Regions from separate parts of the Homo sapiens genome. Here regions 1 and 3 are each linked to region 2. A link is a contact called in ENCODE Hi-C or POLR2A ChIA-PET data. All regions are on one chromosome and are shown on one strand. The core of a region is the stretch at or near the end of the contact, and the rest is flanking DNA. Distances in the headings are between cores, read along the strand shown. Region 1 has its middle 55 kb from the start of CTDP1-DT. Region 2 has its middle 140 kb from the start of CTDP1-DT. Region 3 overlaps CTDP1-DT (CTDP1 divergent transcript).

Evidence for each region. A loop is a pair of places that touch in the nucleus more often than their neighbours do. ChIA-PET counts read pairs that join two places held with the same protein, here RNA polymerase II (POLR2A). Pooled maps may share reads with other maps.
Region 1: a loop to region 2 is called in a map of K562, with 3 times the contacts of the local background. The contact joins two enhancer-like sites. A Hi-C loop is called at or near these places in 8 of 168 maps with a recorded cell type or tissue (K562, astrocyte of the cerebellum, head of caudate nucleus and 4 more) and 2 of 50 pooled maps.
Region 3: a loop to region 2 is called in a map of transverse colon, with 4 times the contacts of the local background. The contact joins two enhancer-like sites. A Hi-C loop is called at or near these places in 29 of 168 maps with a recorded cell type or tissue (CD14-positive monocyte, GM13976, GM13977 and 17 more) and 5 of 50 pooled maps. POLR2A ChIA-PET finds 5 or more read pairs at or near these places in 2 of 52 experiments (OCI-LY7 and Panc1).

Annotation. Positions count from the first base shown.
Region 1 is chr18:79,623,482-79,626,762 of GRCh38, reverse strand. No RefSeq gene overlaps it. Among named protein-coding and RNA genes, the nearest start is that of CTDP1-DT, 55 kb to the left of the region's middle. RefSeq lists an enhancer at 23-522. Within about 2 kb of position 1,467, at least 4 of the 41 ENCODE cell types and tissues checked have a DNase peak (open chromatin) inside an H3K27ac peak, as active enhancers do.
Region 2 is chr18:79,539,156-79,542,535 of GRCh38, reverse strand. No RefSeq gene overlaps it. Among named protein-coding and RNA genes, the nearest start is that of CTDP1-DT, 140 kb to the left of the region's middle. Within about 2 kb of position 1,760, at least 2 of the 41 ENCODE cell types and tissues checked have a DNase peak (open chromatin) inside an H3K27ac peak, as active enhancers do.
Region 3 is chr18:79,641,022-79,644,612 of GRCh38, reverse strand. CTDP1-DT (CTDP1 divergent transcript) reads left to right here. Exons shown (of 5, transcript NR_136643.1): 3 at 2,474-2,742; 4 at 3,314-3,445. Among named protein-coding and RNA genes, the nearest start is that of CTDP1-DT, 37 kb to the left of the region's middle. Within about 2 kb of position 1,397, at least 5 of the 41 ENCODE cell types and tissues checked have a DNase peak (open chromatin) inside an H3K27ac peak, as active enhancers do.

The sequences.
Region 1 (3,281 bases), core at 218-2,717, 85 kb before region 2:
AAAAAACATTACTTCTACAGAACGTTGCAAAATCTCTCCCCAAATCCCTGTACCTGGGGGCTTTATCCACCTGGAAATGACTCTGGTAAGTTGGGGTTGCCAGACTCTAAAGCAGCCGATTTGTTAATTGATTAAAATCTGGCCTAGTTCCAGAACAGATTGCAAATAGATCACATAGAATAAAATGCATAAAATAAAATAAAACCAGAAAGTGGGATGGAGGTTTGAAGCAAGGGGAAATGTCATCCACGGGTTTGCAGCGTGTGTGGCTGGGCTGAGAGCCGGGGCCTGAGTGGCAGGGAGGAGGGTGGCCGGCGTTGCCCTGCTTAGAGAAGGGCTGTGCTTTGCTGCAGCAGAAATTGCTTGTGTGGGACGCACGCAGAGTGGCTTATGTTCCAAAACGCCCCGGCAGCCGTCCCACCAGCCCTTCCTGCAGGAGCCGAGTTCCCCTCTGGGCAGCACCCTGTACGTGTCTCTGTTCTCGCTGAAGCTTTTCCTCAGTGGCATGCGGGCCGCTGTGTTGTCAGGGGCAGGCCCCTGTCACTCAGACATGAAGTGGACAGGCCCCTTTCTAGACACGGAGGCAGCTGGACAGGACATGGAGTGGATCTTCTTTGCATTTTGCAGTGAGGGCGTTGCAAGAGCAGCCTGCAGATGCAGCCGGCGATGAGCCCCTCCAGAGGCAAGTGTGGCTCGGCCTCAGCACCGAATGGAACCTTGAGGCTCTTCCCGTGGAGCCCGGCAGGCGGATCAGGAGCCCCGTGCCCGATCAGCTCTTTGGACATCTAGAAAAAGTCTGTCTACAGAAAACCCCATCACTACAAACTTTAATCTGCTTGGAATTTGCATCTTACAGGCTTCCAAATTAACTTTCCAAAATGGTCTCTATTCCAGGGATCAAATCAGCCATTCTCTTGCCTGTGGTTTGAAATGTGGCCTGGGCCACGTGCCCCTAATCTCCAGGTGTCTCTGGGCTGCCTCCACTGTGGCTCTTTCCGTCCATCTGCTCTCAAGCTGCTCCCACACTCCTTCCAGGACTGTGCCTTTCTACGTCTTTGACTGTGTCCGTAGCACAAACTCTCCTTTCTTTCATCTTGTTTTACTTTTCTGATTACTTATCCAAGAAATAAAAATTGATGTTTTCAAGTTCCAATGCAAAGGAATAAACACACTCAAGTTTTAATCATCGTCTCCCAGCTGTGGACAGAAATGTGACCTGGGAATTAATCACTCACGGAGCCGGCCTGACCCGTCAGCGGCAGGAGGGCTGCTCCCCAGTCTCCCCGGCCGCATGGCCCTGCACCTGCAAAGCTTTCCACAAGAATACGGAAGGAGGAACTTCCGGTTTTTCTTTGAAAGAGGAAGCTTGGATCAATCATGGGTATTTTCAGTGAGTTTATTATTTCTGCTTTCCCCAGAAATAGCTCTGTGCTGCTGAGACATGCAAGCACTGCTGGCGGAACACTCAACACGGAAAGTCCCCGAAGCTCTGAGTCCCACGTTTGCAGTTAACAGCTCCTTAAAAAGCTAATGAGTGAAAATCTTCAAGATTAGCCATGGTTGGCCTCTTGAATTGGAGCTGCAACCCTCGTTTGCTCTCACAAGCATATTGTTGTTGTCATTATTAAATAGTCTCTTACTGCAGAGAGGTAGGCTTTAAAAAGGAACCAGTCTCATAAAATTGACTTTTCTGTGGTGGATATAAAGTCCTAAATTAGTAGTCTTTATGCACAGAAAAATAAGTGCCGCAACAGTGGTGTCAGTGAAATTCCTCCTCGCAGGAACCTGCGAATAGCCAATCTTTACAAGCCATACAGCAGGACTTCCCTTAGAAGACACCATTCAGTGCTTCCTTTAGCCTAGGCAGGATTTTCAAGGTGTTAGGAAATTACACTATAACTTTCAACTTTCACTGAGCTGTATCAGTCAGATTGCTGACAATTCAAACTCACTTAAATAATAATGTAACAAAGGGGGTCTATTGGCTTCTGTAGCTGACATCCAGAAGAGAAGGCTTCAGCGATGGTTTGACCCAGCAGCTCAGTGATGTCACCAACCACGTGGTCTTGTTTTAATCTCCCTGTTCTGCATTATCTTGAGACTGGTTCTTCCTGACACCACAAAGTGGTTTCTGACAGTGCCTTGGGACCATGAAAGTGAGGGTCTCCTTGTCCAGGTGCCAGAAGCCAGAGCCTGGAGGCGAGTCAGACTGGGCTAGTGTTAGGCCACATCTCCAGCCCCAAGTGACCATTGAAGGTGGGGAAGACCATGTGCAGTGTGACACCCTGGAGCTGTGGCAGCGGCCAGCTTCACCAGGGCACAAAGCTTGGAGCGGGGTTAAATCTAAGCACTGTTCATATATTCAGGGAAAATCAATGTCTCCACCAGGACTAGAAAGATGTGAAAATACCTTTGAGCGGAGCTTATAAATAATGTATTACTTATCAATACCTTCCGTCTAAACGGCAGGGCCAATGACTTGTGGAAAATCATGTTGCAAATTCCATGGACTAAATCCATAAAGCCAGGCATGTAGCTCATCCTCCCCAAAAATCCCAGAAAATCTGGCCCTGAAATGTGGCCCAATGACTGTCATCAGCCCCAGGGTGTCCTGCAGTTCCTGCTTCCTACTGTATACACCTCGGCCCTGTGTCTGCAGGAGCCTATTACCTACTGCATACATCTTGGCCCCGTGTCTGCAGGAGCCCCTCTATTACCTACTGTATACACCTTGGCCCAGTGTCTGCAGGAGCCTATTACCTACTGTATACACCTCAGCCCCATGTCTGCAGGGGCCCCTCTATTACCTACTGTACACACCTCAGCCCCGTGTCTGCAGGAGCCTATTACCTACTGTATACACCTCGGCCCCACGTCTGCAGGAGCCCCTCTATTACCTACTGTACACACCTCAGCCCCGTGTCTGCAGGAGCCTCTCTATTACCTACTGTACACAGCTCAGCCCGTGTCTGCAGGAGCCTCTCTATTACCTACTGTATACACCTCAGCCCCGTGTCTGCAGGAGCCCCTCTATTACCTACTGTATACACCTCAGCCCCGTGTCTGCAGGAGCCTCTCTATTACCTACTGTATACACCTCAGCCCCGTGTCTGCTGGAGCCCCTCTATTACCTACTGTATACACCTCAGTCCCGTGTCTGCAGGAGCCCCTCTATTACCTACTGTATACACCTCAGCCCCGTGTCTGCAGGAGCCCCTCTATTACCTACTGTATACACCTCAGCCCCGTGTCTGCAGGAGCCTATTACCTACTGTATACAC
Region 2 (3,380 bases), core at 511-3,010:
TGGATGGATGGATGGTGGATAAATGGAAATGGATGGATGGTGATGGGTGGGTGGATGAGTGGTGGAATGATAGATGGATGATGGATGGGTGAATGGGTGGATGAATGAATGGATGGGTGGGTGGGTGCATAAATAATCGGTGGATGGATGAGTTAATAGATGAATGTGGCTAAATGGATAATGGATGAATGGGTGGGTGAGTGGGTACATGGATGGGTAGAAGAATGGATGGATGGATGAATAATGGATGAATGAGTGGGTGGATGGATGGATAAGGGATGGATAATGGATAAATGGGTAGGGGGATGGATGGATAGATGGGTGGGTGGGTGGATGGATTGATGAAGGGATGAATGAATGAGTGGATAGATGGGGGTGGATGGATGGATGTTGGATGGATAATGGATAGATGGGTTGGTGGGTGAATAAATGGATGAAGGGAAGGATAACTGGATGAATGGGTGGGTGGGTGGATGGATGGATGAAGGGATGAATGAATGGATGGATGGGTGGGTGGATGGACATGGATGGATAATGGATGAAGGGATGGATGGATGGATGGATGGATGGGTGGGTGGTGGGTGGGTGGATGGATAGATGGGTGGGTGGATGGGTGGGTGGATGGATGGGTAGATGGATGGGTGGATGGATGGATGGATGGAACAACCTATTAACACAGTGAGAAGGTCCTGCAGCCCGCACCTTAACCCTGTCAGTGCCTTCACCTGTAGACTGGGTATGTGACATGCCTCGTTTCCCTCTCAGAGCAGCTTTGAGGATCAAATGAGGTAGCACACATTTGAAAAATACTCTGACAACCATAGTTGAGCTACAGACATTAGCTGTTATAATCTAGATTAAGTGGTGTCTAAATTTGTGAAAAGTCTATATTAGAGGGTTTTTAAAAAATTTTTCCTTTATTTCTTTCAAGTCTATGTCATTACAAGAACTAATTGCTAATAGCACATTTTCAAGTCAGGTCCTGCTGGGACCTCCAATGAAAAGGAAAAAAAATCTCATAATTAGCAGCCTTATTTGCATGCAAACAATGAGTATTCTGAAAGTCTTTAAAATGCTCCCATGAGGAAACACTTGCATTCTTGTTTTAAGAGATTAAATTGCTTGGCAAACCCCCTTCTCACTAGAAAGTCAGAAGGTAAACTTGAATCCAGCCAAATCATCGTTAAGTTCCAATTATTCCAAATTCCAAATTAAGGTAGTCTCAGTTAATAAGGTTTCCAGGTACAGTCCATGAAGACACAAAAATTAGAACCATCCGTGAATTCAGCGACCCTCATTTTCTGGGTAGACACACACAGGCAGTTCCGTGGTCAGTCTCCAGGTTCCATGCTGCGGGAGGTGGCTGGTAGTGGCCCTCCCTGCAAAGCAGTGTAGCCTTGGAGAGGCAGTGGCCGAGCCAGGCAGCAGCGTGTGGGGACATCAGGATGAGAAAGTGCAGTGCGGCTGGGTGGAGGCGGCGGAAGGGAAGAGGGGAGCTCCCAGGACACTGACAGCCACCCCGACACCCCGAACTGTGTGGGAGGAGTGGGGGATTCCCACGCCAGCTGGACATGGATACATTTTTGTTTCCCTATTGCTGTTTTAAAAACTGTGAAAACCTCCTCTGTCTTCCCCAGGATTCTTTTGTTTTTCCTCCAGGTAAAGGCACATTTGGCAGCCAAAGCTGTTTTTCAACCTCTGGTGCTTTCCCTTCCGATTAAAGTTACAGGAGGCCCTGAGGCAGAGCTGGTGATCACAAGCCTCTCTCTTGGCTAGACACGCAGTTTTTATTTGAATAGCATTATTGTTGTATGGTGTAAAATGCAGGGACAATGGAAGATTGACTACTGCACTGACTCAAATTTGGCCAAGGAAGCTCTGAGACATCAGCATCAGAACTTACGCTTTCAGCCAAGAAGGACTAACAGGGACCAGATTTACTCTTCCATGAAAACAAGTTAAAAAATGGACAGAATATCTGAAACCTGTGTTAGGCATCAGACACCAGGCACCGAGAGACCGTGGTCCCTGAGGAGGGCGGGCAAACAAGGTGGGGCCCAGTGCACGGCGGGCGTGGGTTCCAGCCCCAGTGCAGGGAGAGGCCCCAGGCAGGGCTGAGGAGAAGGAGCCAAGTCCAAGGAGGAAACAGAGGCTGGAGGTCTCAGGCTGGATCTCCAGCGAGGAGAGCTGCCCGGAGGGAGGGCTCTGGGATCTGCAAGGGGAGCCCCGAGTCTTCAGTCAAGGGTTGACCAGCCCAAGAGGCTTCGGGGAGCAACATGGGGTCTCACTCAGAGCCGGGAGTAGCCCTCATCCCGCTGTCCACAGTGGAAACACTCGCAAGGCACCAGGCAGTGTCCTGAGAAGGGCTTTGTCTTCACAGTGTGAAAAATTAGTTGGAGACTAAACACTGCTCAGGTCCCACCTGATGAAGCCAAAAAGCAAGGATGACCCAAAAGGATCAACATCTTCCAAAGCTCAAGATCAACACCTTCCAAAGCTCCAGATCAACACCTTCCAAAGCTCAAGATCAACACCTTCCAAAGCTCAAGAGAATGAGGCAGAACTCACAATGTCTAGCATCTGATCAGAAATTAGCAGCATTCAAAGAAGCAGGAGAGTACAACCTAGAAGAAGAAAATTGAATCAGTTAAACCAACGGTGAACGGAGCAGATGAAGAGTTAGCCACAAGACAGTAGAACACTTACTACGACAATCTTCCCGCATTCAGGGAGTCAGAGGGGAGGCTGAGAATGGAAGGCATAAAAATTCCCAAACCAAACTTCAGGAGTGGAAAGCTGCAGCACTGGAGTTGAGAGGTGTAGTGGGCAGGCTCCATGGCAGATGAGACGGTGCAGAAGGAAAAAGCCAGTAAATTTGAAGACGTGGCACTAGCGACGATGTAAAATAAAAACAGAGGAAAGGTCTGAAATGCAGACTGTTCATGAACCGCGGGCCAGTGTCAAGCAGCTTAACACATGTGCAGCTGCAGCTGCTGGAGGAGGGGGCAGGATATTGGAACAGAATGGCTGACATTTTTCCATGTTTGTTGAAAACTACAAAAAGAAAGGAAGGGAAGGACGGGCATACAGATTAAGATGGAAGAAATGGCCTTATTTGTAGATGACGTGATTGTCTACACAGAAAACCAAGGAATCTACAGCAAAACTAGGACTTATAAGTGAATTCGCAAGCTCACAGGATAAATGTCAACCAACAAAAGTCAATCGCATGTCTATGTACTAACACTACACACGCGGAAATCTAAATTAACAACACACCGTTTACGCTTGGTCCAAAGAGAATGAAATCTAAGATACAAACCTAACAAAACACGTGGAGTATCTGTATGCTGAAAATTTTAAAAGCTGATGGAAAAACT
Region 3 (3,591 bases), core at 148-2,647, 100 kb before region 2:
TCTCGAAGACTTGTGGTCCCTGGATGTTTTAAACTTCATGTTTCTGGACAAAGTAAAAAAGACACACTCACTGTGCTTCAGATGCTTTCATTTCACCATAAGAAGACGTGAACAAGGTTTTTCTGCTCATATATTGAAACCTTTCACAAAAGTTCTCTTAAAAATGGAGATATAACTCGTACCATATAATTCATGCCTTTAAAATGCCCAATTCAGGGGTTTTTAGTATATTTACAAGGTTGTGCAGCCATTACCGCTATTCAGTTCCGGAGGGTTTTCATCACCAAAAGGAACCCGGGACCCTCAGGGTCAGGAACTTGCTTCCCAGTGTAATGGAAGCAGGCGGCCACTAGATGGAGACGTCTCTCCACCGCCTTGCAGGTGGGGCTCGCACCCCGGGGAGGTCAGAGGGAGGGACTCCGCGCAGGAGGCCGGCCTCAGCCCCGTGGCACCTGCAGGCCTCCGGACACCTGCCTCCGCCCCTCACTTCTCGCGAGACAGTTTCCCCAAATACCTTATGCCTAGTCCTGTCCGTGCAAGAGAGGCTCTTTAGGAAGAATGTGCACACACGTTCTTTATTTTACTAGTTATTTCTTACGTATTATTATACATTAATTCGAATGTGTTACAGAGAGTAATATAACAGGCACATTAGTCCATGATGTCACTCGTTTTACTTACAATGAGCCTAAGTGGAAAAGCAAAATTACATTTAAAATTAATTCGAGAAACATATTAAGTGACTGTCGGTTGAGGTGCAGACATGGCCAAGTCCTGTGGGGCACCCCAGCTTCTAGGCTCTGAAACAGCGCAGGAAGGATGCCTGTGGGAGGATGAAGTAAAAATCCCTTGACTTCCACGAGAATGGGACAGCCCCCTTCCAGGCGCAGATGTGTGCTCCACGTTGCCTGGGAATCGATGACTCTGTCTCACCTGCTCTCCCCTCCGGCCTCCAAGCAGGAGGCCCTTGATCCATTTGTGTGATCAGCCGCGGGGGACGAACTCCTCAGTCCTGGGGAGGTTCGTCCTCGGATAATGCAATCAGGAAGCTGGCTCTTTATGGAACTGGCCATCCCGGGCAGTGCTTGCAGTTATGGGGGCAAGAATACAGGCTGAGGGGCTGAGGGGGGTCTTTGGGCGGCACATGGCCATGGACGGGGCTTAGCTTACAATTTTGAAACCTGGAAATCAAGGTTTTGGAAACAAGCCTGATTGTAGGTTGAGTCACTCGGTGTTTTGGGGCCTCTGTCTGCTGGGGACGCACCAGCTGGGAGGGGAGGCAGCAAGTTCACCTGCTTCCTGTTCCCCCATGGGGCTTGGGTTCCTGTTCCCCCACGGGGAGCTTCTTGTTCTGCCACGGGGGCTTCCTGCTCCCCACGCTGCCCTGGCCTCCGCCTGTGCCTCTGTCAGCCAAAATCGCAGGCCTCAGAGGCTTCACATGCTCGGGGTAGGGTTTGACGTGGGCGGCAGTCCTGGGAAGTTAGAGGCCTCACCCCTATTTTCTAGATGAGAGAAGTGGCATTCAAAGCATTTAAGTAACTCTGGTTACTGGGGAGATGGTCTGTGAGCTTTGGTTCTTTAACTCCACACTTTCTTTTCATATATTCTACTTTCTCCGAATTATTTTCACCCCAGGAGAGTAAGGTACTTGCCTGTAGACTCACATGCTCTTGGCCACCTTCTAGCGCGGTAACTACCCACTTTGTCTTGGGGAGAGTGTGGAGTGAGGAAACCTGAGACAGCCCAGGATTTCTCCACCGCACACAGTGTTGCAATTTTTTGAGGGTGGGGGTGGAAATTCATGCACTAATTGCCTTTATGAGAACAAATGATGGCGTTGCGTAATGTTATTGTATAAAGGGAGTGTTATTTCCTATTATTAAGCATCTGCTTAAGATGCTTGGGGGAGAATATAAAAGTCATTTAAGAAATATTTGTTGAGGAAATAAATGAATAAATAAATTAGATAAGAATAGCACCTGGTCTCAAAGAATCATCAAGCTAATAAGATCTTCTATCGAGCTTATAAAAAACAAAGTTCTACCAAGAAGCTGGCAGGACTCTGTAGTCTTTCATGATTTCCAAATCGTGGAACCACCATCCACCTCTGCATTCCTGTTTGCAACTGAGGGTTCCACCAACCCCAGAGGGGAAGAAAAATCACAATACAACAATAAAAAAAACCCAATAAAATACCGTGTAAACAGTATTTACACCGCATTGCATAGTTCGAGGTATCCCAAGTCCTCTAGAGAGGATGCCCCATTCCAGGCGAGGCCCCGCCCCGTGGGTTCTGGCGTCGGGCGGGGGGGGGGGGTCTGGGGCGCCTCCCCTGGGGGTGTCACGAGGCCACCTGTGCGTCCACAGGGGCTTCTCGAGTTTGCCCCTCGCTGTCCCCACACCAGGGCAACATTGGGCCTTCAGACAGGTGTGTGCAAGATGAAAGATGAAATTCATTTTCCCATCTCCATAGCATCCGACAGACAATGCCGGCAAAACCCAGCCTGGTAAAGAGGGAGAGAAGGAACCAGGCTTTGGCAAGAGAGGCGCCGTGGTTTCCCCAGAGAACACAGTGGAAGACTTCCGAAGGGCCAGGTTCCTCCTCAGGGCGGAGGGGGCGGCGCTGACCGGGCTGAGACCGGGCTTGGAAGGAGCAGGTGGGGCTGGAGGCCCTGCAGGGTCTCGGCTGGGTCCGCAGTTTTAAATCAGAACGGGAGCTCCGGGCCTGTCATCGTCCTCATGGTAAGAGGCCTGGAACCCGAGGCCAGGAGGCTGGGAGGGAGCCTGGGGAGGCTAAAGTGAGCCCAGCCTGCCCGGGGTCTGCACTGGGGCCTCACTGCCCGGTCTCCTCTCCTCCTGACAATCAGGGGCGTTGATTAGCAGAAAACCCAGTTAGAGATGGTGCTGGTGGCAAATATGAAAAATGGCACAGTTGTCCGTCCCTTGATGTCCCTGGGGGACGCGTCCCAGAACCTCGAATATGGGACCAGTCCCCACACTCAGTCCCTGCAGCCAGGAGGACCTGCCATGTGCAAACTACTGGCTTAATAAATGTACCCATGTAGTTTAAACCTGCATTCCTCAAGGGTCCACTGTAATTACAGTTACCGCTCAACTAAACAAGTTAAAATTTTATGGACGTATGTAAAAAGTCGCTTAAAGAAAGATAAAATCATGTTAAAATACAGTGAAGGCTGAGCATAGGCCCAAAATAATTGAAATCAGGATATCGAAGAAGCACCTACACCCCCATGTTCACAGCAACTTTGTTCACAAAAGCCAAAAGGCACACACCACCTACGTGTCTATCCAGGGCGGAATGAACCCACACAACGTGATCCGTCCTACAGTGGAATATTCAGCTTTGGACAAGGAAGGAAAATCTGACTCAGGCTATACCATGGATGAATCTTGGGGACATCATGCCCAGTAAAGACAATCACGTGTGAGTCTCACTCACAGGAGGTCCCTGGAGTCCACAGGTCCATAGAGACAGAAAGCAGGTGGGGGTGCCGGGGGCCGGGGCAGGGGAGTGAGCATTTCACGGGGACAGAGCTTCAGGTTGGGAGGATGAGAAAGTGCTGGAGACGG